Linked DNA regions of Homo sapiens: all the other regions are linked to region 1. The links are chromatin contacts, found by Hi-C or POLR2A ChIA-PET in ENCODE. All regions are on one chromosome and are shown on one strand. The core of a region is the stretch at or near the end of the contact, and the rest is flanking DNA. Distances in the headings are between cores, read along the strand shown.

Region 1 (3,738 bases), core at 786-3,285:
ATAATATATCTTTTGGACAGTGCTGTTCTAGAACACTTCCACAAGCACTTTAACAGGACACATTTGGATACTTTCCTTTTAAGTCTGGCTGGTCATGTAACAATAGGGCAAGGAGTAACATGTCCTCACATCAATTGGGTCTGAGTAAAGTGTGTAGCAAGCTCTACCCACAATTTCACCATGTGAGGCAACACTGTAATACCTCAATATGGAAAGAAAAGGAAACAAATTAGCACTCAAATTGAAATTGAGTACTGCAGACAACTTAAAAGAGATAGGGCCAACTGCTTTAAGGTCTTGGTTTCATTTCCCAACTGTGGACCTTAAAATAGACAATAAAGCACCGCTTCCAAAAAAAAAAAAAAAAAAAAAAAGAGGTAAGATATTTCAATGTTAGCTCTAGCGATCCTTATTAAGCAAAAATTTGCTCTTAAATCTTATCTCCTCAACTTCTAAAGCCGCAGAATACACGCTGTGTTAGGAAATCAACTTCAGATTGCCAGCATTTCCTTCACAAGCAAATTAGCAGGATTGTGCACTTGGAGTACTGTTTGACAAGAATGAAAAGGAAACTATTCAAAATAGATTTAAGGAATGGACAATTAGATGAGGAACTGCAGATTTAATTCTCAATCAGCACTGTGATTAATCTGATTCCCTGCTTTTCCCCAGCGTAATTATACAACACAGATGAAAGGATGAGCATTTGGACTGTCAGTTCTATATTCTAGACCAGCCCGGTGACTCAAAGCAGACGGCTCTACCACGCTAACCACCATCCCAACAACAGTCGAGGGGAGTCTCGAGCACTGATTGAACAGTCATTGCATAACAAGGCATTAAAAATTCGAATGCCCCCAACTCTTTCCACGTTCGTGTACACCAGGAGGGAATTTGCTGAAACTGAAAGCACCCCGTCTTAAATGACCCCCTCCAATCCGAGCATGGGGTGTACACAAAGGCATCTGTCTAATATCCCGCACAATAGACACACACCCCACAATTAAAACCCTGGACTCTCTCACCACACAAGCAAAGGAAATGCAAGCTGCTCTGTTTCAAAAATGGTCTATGGTACATGCAAGGTAACAATAACCCCAACTGAAGCAACTATAAAATCGGCTGTGCCACGTCCCTGTGCAACCGTCAGATAAAATGCAGGCAGCCGGCCCCACGCCTTACGGGGTGGCCAACCTCGGCTCGGTGGCCTCAATGGACCGCTGAGAACCCCCAGGCCCCCGCCTGGCAGGAGCTCCAGGTACACGTCTATAAATACTCCAGGATGAGAAGGACGAGAGGGGAAGAGGGGAAGGAGGGAGGGCAGGGGGCAGGCCCCGAGCGGGTGCGGGAAGACCGGGGCATCACTGAAATGCATTTTTCCACACTCCCGCTCCCTCGCGTGGAGACTCACTTTCCGATCACCTCGCACAGCTCGTACACATCCTCGAACAGCACGTCGTCGTCGGCCATGGTCCGGAGGGGATAGCGGCCGCAGCGTGGAGGGCTTCGAAAACGGGGGTGGGGGCGCCCAAGAGCTCAGTGCCCAGCCCCGGGATCGCCTCCTCCCCTCAGGACCCGCGAGCCCTCGGTGCCGAGGACGCTCGAGTGGGGCCGCGAGGCCCAGAGACTGCGGCGCCTTCCTCTGCAGGCGACCGCCCCGGCGCGGGCGGCGGGGCCGGGGCGCGGGAGCGAGGGCGGCCCGGGCCCGGCGCCGCCCGCCCGCCCGCTGCTTCTCGCGCTGCTCGGGCCGCGCTGCCCGGCGTGCGGATCCTCGGGGACCGCGCGGCGTCGCGCTCTCCGCTCGTCAGCCCGCGCGGGCCGCGAGGCCGCGACCGCTCCCTCTGTCCGAGGCCGGCTCCGTCGCGTCGCGGAGCAGCTCGGGCTACAGAGGGGGCCGCGGCAGGACCATGGAGCGAGGATCGCCGCGGAGGGAGGTGGCGGCGGCGGCGGATCGGCGCTGGGGACCAGGAGGCGGCGGCAGAGACGCTCCCTCCTCTTTCTCCTCCTCCCGCAGCCGCCACCGCCCGCCCGGGAGTGGGAGGGGGCTTCGCGGGACCGGCGCTCTGTGCGGGCGGGAGCCGCGGCCGCCGCCTTCTGCTCCGCCCCTACGCCTCAGCAGCCGACCGGCTCGCCAGCCCCGCTCACCCGCCTCGCGCAGACACGCCCTCCTCCCCCGTCGGCGGCGCGGCTTCCAGAACCACAGGCTCCGCCCACTCCAACCGGTCGGGAGGCGGTGGCCCAGGGAAAGGGGAGCGGGCCGAGCGGCGCATGCGCGGGGCGCCGGCCGCGTCACGGCGAACGGGCGGGCACCGGGATTCTAGAGGGCGCGGGGGGTTGAGTGGGGCGCGCCGGCTGCAGCTGCCGAGGCGGGGCTGGTTGGGGTCGTCGCCTCCGCGCCTAGCCGCGACCAAGCCGCGAAAGGGGCTGGAGACAAAAGGTCCACGGCTGCACGCTCGTTGTCCGGCAAGAGGCACGAAACTCTGGCCGCTCCCCTTTCCTTCTTTTGTAATCGCAGGGAGCCTTTCCCAGTTTTTTGCTGGGAAAAGAGGCAGGGAAAGGGTGCTAATGAATGAGAAAGCTAAAAGAGAGGTGGAGAGAGGTTGTCACTGAATCCGTGCTTGGCAGCGGATGCTTTTAGTGCTACCCTGTCATTCCTTAATGAAGATGAGGGCTGGGGGTAAGGGGAGGTCGTCCAAGAAAAGGACTAAACAAAAACTGCCTAGGAAGGTGTGCGACAGCAAACGGTCATCTATAGAGACAGCTTCTCCCACGTTCTGCCCCAAACTCAACAAATATCTATCCAGCGCCTACCCTCACTAGAGACCAACCTAGAGAGAAGCTAGGAAGGCAGGGACAAACCGTGACTTTAAGCTCATTTGTATATTGTCCTCAAACTCCCAGGACCTACTCTGCTCTCTATACTCCCTATAAATGTTAGACTTGTCAGGAACAGAATGCAACTAGAGGGAGTGCAGGCACAGGAGCAGCCAGGGAGTGAGGTTCTGGGTGTTGCCGCTGTGCTAGGTTGCATTCAATATGAAGATTTCTGTTCAACTGAGCATGTGCGGAATGAGCCAGCGCCATCAGACAGGTATATGCCTCAGTTGAAGACCAATAGTGTCTTTGTTCCTCCGCACAGCAAAAGTGCCCAATTAGTTCATAAGTCAGTTTCCAGAAATCGTCTGGTAAATTTCTCAGTGCAGTATTTTTTTTAAAAAAAGTATTTATTAATACCAAAGTGGAGGGGGTGATGTGGAGACTCACAGCCTATTTTCTCTTCAGAAACGTTTCGTGCAAACCCTTGACCACTCCCTCAAAAGGCTGAGAGATTTGCCTGCTAAGGATTTGGGTACTAAACCTTTTTTTTTTTTTTAAATGCAGATCAGAGGACAAGTGTAATTGCACACGGTTTTCCTCCTTTCTCAAAGAGCTTGTGCATTCTCTAGAGACGGGGGCTTCAGAACTTGAGAAACATTGCCTCCTTTAAGGGTCCAAGAGTTACTCACCACAAGTTGGCATGTCCAGCTCATGTCTAATGAATAAGGCGTCACTCCATTCTGCCCTGAAGTGCACAGGGACCCTCTCAAGTCACCTTGTCAGCTTCACTTCTTTTCCCCAGCCCAAGACTGAGCTATACCAAGCCTTGTCGACTTCATTTTGGGGTTTGTTGTCTTCTACAGGGACCTATGCTCAGAGGTAGAAAAGGACAATCATAAAGTAAAACAGAAAAGAAAGTGC
Region 2 (3,738 bases), core at 702-3,201, 1.3 Mb before region 1:
GACCCCTGATACAGTTCAATTTTTTAAGACAGGGTCTTGCTCTGTCACCCAGGCTGGAATGCAGTGGTGTGATCACGGCTCACTGCAGCCTCGACTTCCCAGGCTCCAGTGATCCTCTCACCTCAGCCTCCTGAGTAGCTGGGACTACAGGCATGCACCACCACACCCAGCTAATTTTTGTATTTTTTTGTAGAGACGGGGTTTTGCCATGTTATCCAGGGTGGTCTTGAACTCCTGAGCTCAAGCCATCCTCCCACCTTGGCCTCCCAAAGTGCTGGGATTACAGGCATGAGCCACCGCGCCCGGCCCCAATTCCTTTCATTTTTTTTTTTTTTTTTTTTTTTTTTTTTTTTTTTTTTTTTTTTTGAGACGGAGTCTCGTTCTGTCGCCCAGGCGGGAGTGCAGTGGCGCGATCTCCGCTCACTGCAAGCTCCGCCTCCCGGGTTCACGCCATTCTCCTGCCTCAGCCTCCCGAGTAGCTGGGACTACAGGCGCCCGCCACTGCGCCCGGCTAATTTTTTTGTATTTTTAGTAGAGACGGGGTTTCACCGTGGTCTCGATCTCCTGACCTCATGATCCGCCCGCCTCGGCCTCCCAAAGTGCTGGGATTACAGGCGTGAGCCACTGCGCCCGGCCGTCCTTTCATTTTTGAGATTGGGGAGCACAAGCTGGCCCAGTGTCACACCACGGCAGCTGATCCAGGACTCAGATCATCTGCTTCCCAGGCACTGCTCCTTTCCAGTGCCCACCCTGTGCCTGCTGATAACTACTGGCATGTAGACTGACTGCTAAAGTCAATTTGTGTTAGGAAGCCACTTCTGGCTGTCCCTCTCCGTCCCTTACTGGGCAAAAAAATTTCCTACTCGATCTACTTAGTAAGTGACATTGCCAAGATCTGAAGACAGATCCGGCTGCCTACCCCATTCCCAGCTACCCAAAGTGCCTTTAACTGGGCACTTAAGGTGCTATTTTAGCCCTAACTTCCCTTGGCTTACTCTGTCATCCTTACGGCATCCTATAGCCAAAAAAGAGCTGATGAGCTGTTCAGCGAGCCTTACCCTCAAACAGGCCACACAAGAGTCTCCCTCCCTCCCTGCCTGTGCTCATGATGCTCGCTCTGCATCTTGCCCCAGTATCTCTTGTAGAACTCTTTCCTGTAACTTTCCAAGCAGGGGTAACAAACTCAAATGCCCTCAGGAAGCAGACGGGTAGAAGAAAGCTTCTACTTCACTAAGCTGGGTTGGGTCCCGCATACCACCCCTGAACCGCCTAGACCCTTGATCAATCTCTCTCTCTGCATCTGTTTATGAGGCCCCGGCGACCACAAGACCAGATAGCCACCCCGAGTGCTGGGTGACCCGCCGCTTCCTCCTTCCGTCCCCGCCTCAGGCGCTTACCTTGGCCACCTCCCAGGCGTCCACGGGCCAGCGGCCCGGCCGGCAGTTTCCCCAGTGCACATCTCCATTTCTGTTGACATGATGTCTCAAAATCTCCCTTTTCCATTCAGCGCACACCTGACACTGAGGCTGAAACTACAGGGGGCGGCGGTGAGGAGGGGCCCAGGAGGGAGGGACGTCGCGGTGGGCCCCGCATCGCGGAGGGAACAGGACACTTGCGCTCTGGGTCTGGGACAGGAACGGGGATGAGGAGGGGTGGGGTGGGGGCGGTGGTCAAGGCCCCGAGCCAGGTGCTCACCTGGCGGGCGCGAGGGCTGCACCGTGAGCCGCCGCGGCAGACGGCGCGGGGCCCCAGGCCGGGGGCTGCGGCGAGTAGGCCGCGGTGGAAGGAGAGCACCTCGCGGCCGACGAAACCCTGCAGGCAGCTGCGCAGCAGTAACAGGCAGTGGCCCGCCTTCACCCAGTTCTTGTACTCGGCGCAGTTGAGGCGCGCCGCTAGCTCCGACAGCACCATGTCTCCCACTTGGAACCAGGAGGTTGCGGGGCGTGGCGGACGGCAGTGCGCAGGCGCGGAGCCTGGGAAGTACCCGAGGCAGCGGCGCCTGCGCCGGCGGCAGCGACGCCTGCGCCTGCGCGGCGCGGTGCCACCGATCCCGGGGCGGGGCATCTTGACTTCCGGGGCACGTCGGCTCCACCCCACTTGGGTGACGTCTGACGTCTGACGTCTAACAACTTTGGTGCTTGGGGAAGCAGTTAACTATTTGAAACCCTTAGGCCCTCTTCGTCCCCCAAACAGAGACCCTGTCAGCATCCGATTCGACTCCCTCTCCTAATGTAGGGCACTTCTGTTTTAACTTTTTTTTATTGTCCAGATGTACAAGGTGCTCAGGGCACATTGCTTGAATCGTGTATGTTCTTTGCATTATACAATTCTAGAGTTACTGGTTCCTAAGCCCACAGACCAGCTGTAGCAAATTGAGGTATTAGTGAAACGTGACCGCTGGCTGCCTGCGGTGTGCCAAGCTAACCCAAAACTCAAAATCCCCCGCCACTGGACCACCCAGAAGGGGGCGTTTGCCTGTTTAGGGCAACACATCACTTGGATTCTAGAAGGCTGCACACCTGAGCCAGATAAGGGCATCCTGAAGCACCTAGCAAAGGTTAGACGATAATTATCTAGTATTCTTGATTATATGATAATTAGTGCTCCTTGCACATGGAAGTCTGATTTAAGTTCCAAAGAAGTGCCACAAAGGTCAGAAGGCACTGGGATTGTCAACTCCAAGTGACAAGTCAGGTCAGTTTTAGTTGTTTTTAATGAGCTTTCTGAGCTTGGAAAACATGTCAAAATTGTGTGTAGTTAAAAGCCTCTGAGGAAAGAGTCTAAACATTAAACCTTCCCGACTGTGGTTCACAGCAAAAATGTCCAGTGTTTAGGAGCACTAGCTCAGACTCAAACTGCCCCTTCTTAGCAGTTTGATCTTAAGCAACCTTAATTTGATCTCAGGCAAATTACATTTCTCTGGGCCTCCATTTACTCATTTTTAAGAAGAGGATATCAATAACCTACCACATTGGGTTGTTGTGAGGATTAAATACACATTGAAATATTAAGAAAATGCCTAGCACACAGTAAGCTCTCAGTAAATACTTGCTATTATTTTATATTGACCTAAATATGCCCTTTCATCAATCAGTTATATTCTTGGGCAAGGTATTTTAACAAATCACTGGCCACTTGGAAGTGGAGGCAACTTGCAGAAAATTGTGAGCATACCATGGAGTTCCTGGAGTTGTGCAGCACAGTGCTGGCTGGCCTCTGCTAACTTTGTCTTAATAACCTCAATGCTAAATCCATCCTAAGTAAATTTAAATCACATCCTTAGACACACTGTCCATTCTCAAACCGAATGAAAAAAAAATTCCACAAGAAACAATGAAATACACATTAACATTTTCCCTCTATGTCCCTTGAATGTAAGTTCTCTTAAAATTTTCTGTATACTGATTTTATATCAAGAACACTTGGATGATAAATAAACATTAAGGTAAAATGTAATAGGCACTTCTTTTGGGGGGAAAAACTATGAAAGGAACAACTTTTTATATTGAAATTGCATCAGAATCCAGGGTAGCAAAGTTATAACTTCTTGAAGTTATCAAATTAACCACAGTCCAAAGAATGGCTGTTAGTATCCTTTGGCTGAACAGATTACTGTGTTAATTAGAACACAGTTATTAGTGGTTCTTAAATTCAAAGTCATATAAATTTTAGTTTATGCTTGCACTTAACTCACTCAGTTAATTTTCAAACATAAGGTTCGACTCCTGTTATTAGCGA
Region 3 (3,738 bases), core at 927-3,426, 1.1 Mb after region 1:
TATCTTATTATTATTGCTTATTTCTTGGAATAGAATCATTTCTGGCTTTATCAAAGCAAAGTAATATTAATCAATAAGTACATCTAATTGATGCATTTTTCTGATTTTAGTCTTTCAGACAACTAGTAATTATCAAGACATTCTGCATTTTTAAAACATAATTTTATAAAAAATTCTTTTATTTTGACTGTGTAGAATTTTGCCTACTAGATATAACAGTTTTTGTACCTAAAAGCACTGCCATTTTTTTAGAGATAACTTGTTGAGAAAAGTGACATTATTATTTAAAGCTTGCAATAAATATGCCAAACGCTGTAGTAACTTGGAACCAGTTTATTCTTTTTTTTTTTTTTTTCTTTTTTGAGACAAGAGTCTCACTCTGTCACCCAGGCTGGAGTGCAGTGGCGTGATCTCGGCTTACTGCAAGCTCCATGTCCCAGGGTCACGCCATTTTCCTGCCTCAGCCTCCCGAGTAGCTGGGACCACAGGTGCCTGCCACCACGCCCGGCTATTTTTTTTTTTTTGTATTTTTAGTAGAGACGGGGTTTCACCGTGTTAGCCAGGATGGTCTCGATCTCCTGAACTCGTGATCCACCCACCTTGGCCTCCCAAAGTGCTGGGATTACAGGCGTGAGCCACCGCATTCAGCCAAGAACCAGTTTATTCGTATGCTAAGTACCACTGTGAAATAGAATGTACTATCCCATAATTTGCTGTTTATATAGATTCCACTTTCGGTTTTTTATCCCATTCTCTGTTTTAATTTATGTGGTAGTAATGTTCAATATTTTTTGATCGAATAGGTTCAAGGTGAGACTTAAGACTTCAAATGATGTTTCAAGAACTCTCAAAGAACTCTCAAAGAGTTAACAGTTAAGTCATACTTCATAAGTAGTAAAGAACGTCTTAAAATTTGGAAAATTTCATTGGGCATGGTAGTAATTGGGTAAGAATAAATTATTTAAAAATAAAAATGTGCAATTACTAGAAGAGCTAAAGCATGCTTTCTTTTTTTTTTTTTTTTTGAGACAGAATATCGATCTGTCACCAGGCTGGAGTGCAGTGGCACAATCTCAGCTCACTGCAACCTCCGCCTCCCAGGTTCAAGTGATTCCCCTGTCTAAGCCTCCCGAGTAGCTGGGACTACAGGCATGCGCCAACATGCCCAGCTAATTTTTGTATTTTTTGTAGAGGCGGGGTTTCACCATGTTGGCCAGGATGGTCTCGATCTCTTGACCTCGTGATCCACCTGCCTCAGCCTCCCAAAGTGCTGGGATTATAGGTGTGAGCCACCGCGCCTGGCCTAAAGCATGTTTCTTTTAGCTAAGTAGTGTAACTGGAGCTTCTTACTATTAAACCTGGCATTTATAAATACTTGGTCCAGTAATTTTATCCACTGTCAGTATTTAATAACTGGTTAATGTTTTATGCACCTCTGATAATTAATTTTAAGTTACAAACAATTGTCCAACAGCTCTAATTTTAAAATGAAACTACATATTAAAATAAATTTGATACTTTTTTATGAAGAGAAAAAAATTAGAAGAGAAACCTCTTAAAATGCCATAAATGTACATCTAGTAGTGAACAAGAAGTCATATTTAGACTTCAGGAGGATTTTTTATTAGCACACAAATATTATTTTTTAGAAAGACAATGTAACACTCTGAGCATTTTTCTCAGGGAATGCAGAAACAACCCCTGAATCCCAGAACACCCAAAATAAGTTGGCATTTCAGATTCCAGTGGCATGTGATGTTTACTAGTTGTGCCTGCTTCTAAACTTACAGGGGCTCAGAACAAGAAACTTGGACTAGACTCCCAGACACCTGGGTTGGTCATAAGGGTGGAGATTAGAGCCAGGCAATGATGTAGAGACATAGATTACAACCAGATTTTGAGCTAGCAAATACTTAAAGCCAATGTCCTTTAGTTTTTTTTTATTGAAAGTGAGACAGAAGTTGCTTTTCTATTAGTCAACTTTGTATCCCGCTTTATGTTGAAAATAAAGAATTTCATAAAGTTTAGCTTATTTTCAATTGTGTTATTCTACACTGTTCTCACTATAAATAGTTATCAAAAGTTAATCATACTAAGAACGTGACAACTGCATTCCTGAACTGGGGCCTTTGCACGAGCTTCCTATTCCCTCTGCCTGGTCCACTTCTTCCAGATGACTGCACAGCAAACTCCCTCACTGCTTTCAGTTCTATGCTGAAATGTCACTTCCTCAAAGTTTGAACTAAAATGTCTCATTCAATACTTGAATGTTCTATTTTTCTGGTTTCAGGTTGAGAAAATCATTGCATTTTTTAGGTCATGCTTTCCACTAGTTTTCTTTCGTGATTTTTAAAAAAATTTTCAGACAACTTTTGGGAAAGCATATTAAAGGGTTTAAAATTTAGATAATAAAATAGGTAATTTGTCTTCACTGAACAAAAACTATACCACAGTTACTATGTTTGCAGAATTGCAGCTGATTTTGCCTACCAAGCCATGTGACTTAGCTGAACAGGGACAACTTGTACCTGCTTGTCACGAAAATGCTGAAAATAATAATACTCTGACTTGGGCAAATAGTATTTCTTTCTTTCTTTTTTCTTTCTTTTTTTTTTTTTTTTTTTTTAGAGACAAGATCTCTCTCTGTTGCCCCGGCTGGAGTACAGTGGCATGATCATGGCTCACTACAGCCTCCGCCTCCTGGGCTCAAGCAATCTTCCTGCCTCTGCCTCCCAAGTAGCTGGGACCACAGGTGCACACCATCAGTCCCAGCTACTTTTTGTATTATTTGTAGAGACTGCGTCTCACTATGTTGCCCAAGCTGGTCTTGAATTCCTGGGCTCAAGCAATCCTCCTGCCTCAGCCTCCAAAAGTGCTGGGATTACAGGCATAAACCACCATGCTCGGCCTCAAGTAATATTTCTGCTTCTATCACTTATCTATTGCTGCATAATGAGACACCTGAAAAATTATTTAAAATTAGTAATTTTAAATAACAACAAAATATTATGTCTCACCGTTGTGTGTAAGTTTACAGGGAAATCCCTTTGTTAGTTTCACCTGAGCTCACTCATACAACCGTTGTCAGCTGGAGCATCAGTTGGGCTGCAAGGCCCAAGATCCCCACTCACATGTCTGGCAGTTGATTCTAATCATCAGCTGGGGCTCTGTGGTTCTCATCCTTAAATAGGATAGATAAACTTCCTTATGTGACAGTCTCATTGCAGCATTCAGGGAGAGCAATCATAGAAGTTGCAATGTCTCCTAAGGTCTAAGGCCTACAGTTATCACAGTGTCACTTTCATTTTTAGAAGAGAAACCTCTTAAAATGCTCTAAATATATATATCTAGTAGTGAACAGAAAGTCATATTTGGAGTTTTACTGGATTTTTTATTACAGCATATAAATATTATTGCTCAGAAAGACAATATAACACTGAAAATTTTTTCAAGATATGCAGAAACAACACCTGAATCGCAGATATCCCAGAGTAAGTTGGTATTTGAGATTCTAGTTGCACGTGATGCTGACTAGTTGTACCTGCTCCCAAACGTACAGGAGCTCAGAACAAGAGACTTGGAGTATCTGAGGAGTGGTGGGGGCAGATTATGAGAAGGTGAAGGGAGGAAATACATAATGAATAAAAGTTGCCTTGGTATGCAGATATGTCTTCAGGTGATTAAAAAAAGTTCTTTCAGAGTAGTTCTCCTCTTGGTACAGATGCGTTTATTAACGAA

Evidence for each region. Hi-C counts contacts between places; a loop is a spot of excess contacts on that map. ChIA-PET counts read pairs that join two places held with the same protein, here RNA polymerase II (POLR2A). Pooled maps may share reads with other maps.
Region 2: a loop to region 1 is called in a map of B cell, with 12 times the contacts of the local background. The contact joins the promoter of CXorf38 here to the promoter of CASK in region 1. A Hi-C loop is called at or near these places in 2 of 168 maps with a recorded cell type or tissue (B cell and CD4-positive, alpha-beta memory T cell) and 6 of 50 pooled maps. POLR2A ChIA-PET finds 5 or more read pairs at or near these places in 1 of 52 experiments (GM12878).
Region 3: a pooled map shows a loop between it and region 1 (9-fold over the local background). The contact joins the enhancer-like site here to the promoter of CASK in region 1. A Hi-C loop is called at or near these places in 3 of 37 single-sample maps with no recorded cell type and 4 of 50 pooled maps.

Annotation. Positions count from the first base shown.
Region 1 is chrX:41,921,519-41,925,256 of GRCh38, forward strand. It overlaps CASK (calcium/calmodulin dependent serine protein kinase), which reads right to left and starts at 2,036. Exons shown (of 27, transcript NM_001367721.1): 1 at 1,412-2,036. The coding sequence starts at 1,470. RefSeq lists silencers at 1,491-1,540, 1,811-2,390.
Region 2 is chrX:40,645,610-40,649,347 of GRCh38, forward strand. It overlaps CXorf38 (chromosome X open reading frame 38), which reads right to left and starts at 1,952. Exons shown (of 7, transcript NM_144970.3): 1 at 1,696-1,952; 2 at 1,398-1,532. The coding sequence starts at 1,911. MED14 (mediator complex subunit 14) reads right to left here. Exons shown (of 31, transcript NM_004229.4): 31 at 2,696-3,738. RefSeq lists an enhancer at 1,133-1,332 and silencers at 1,583-1,732, 1,853-2,152, 1,988-2,168.
Region 3 is chrX:43,000,860-43,004,597 of GRCh38, forward strand. No RefSeq gene overlaps it. Among named protein-coding and RNA genes, the nearest start is that of PINCR, 170 kb to the right of the region's middle. Within about 2 kb of position 2,177, at least 2 of the 41 ENCODE cell types and tissues checked have a DNase peak (open chromatin) inside an H3K27ac peak, as active enhancers do.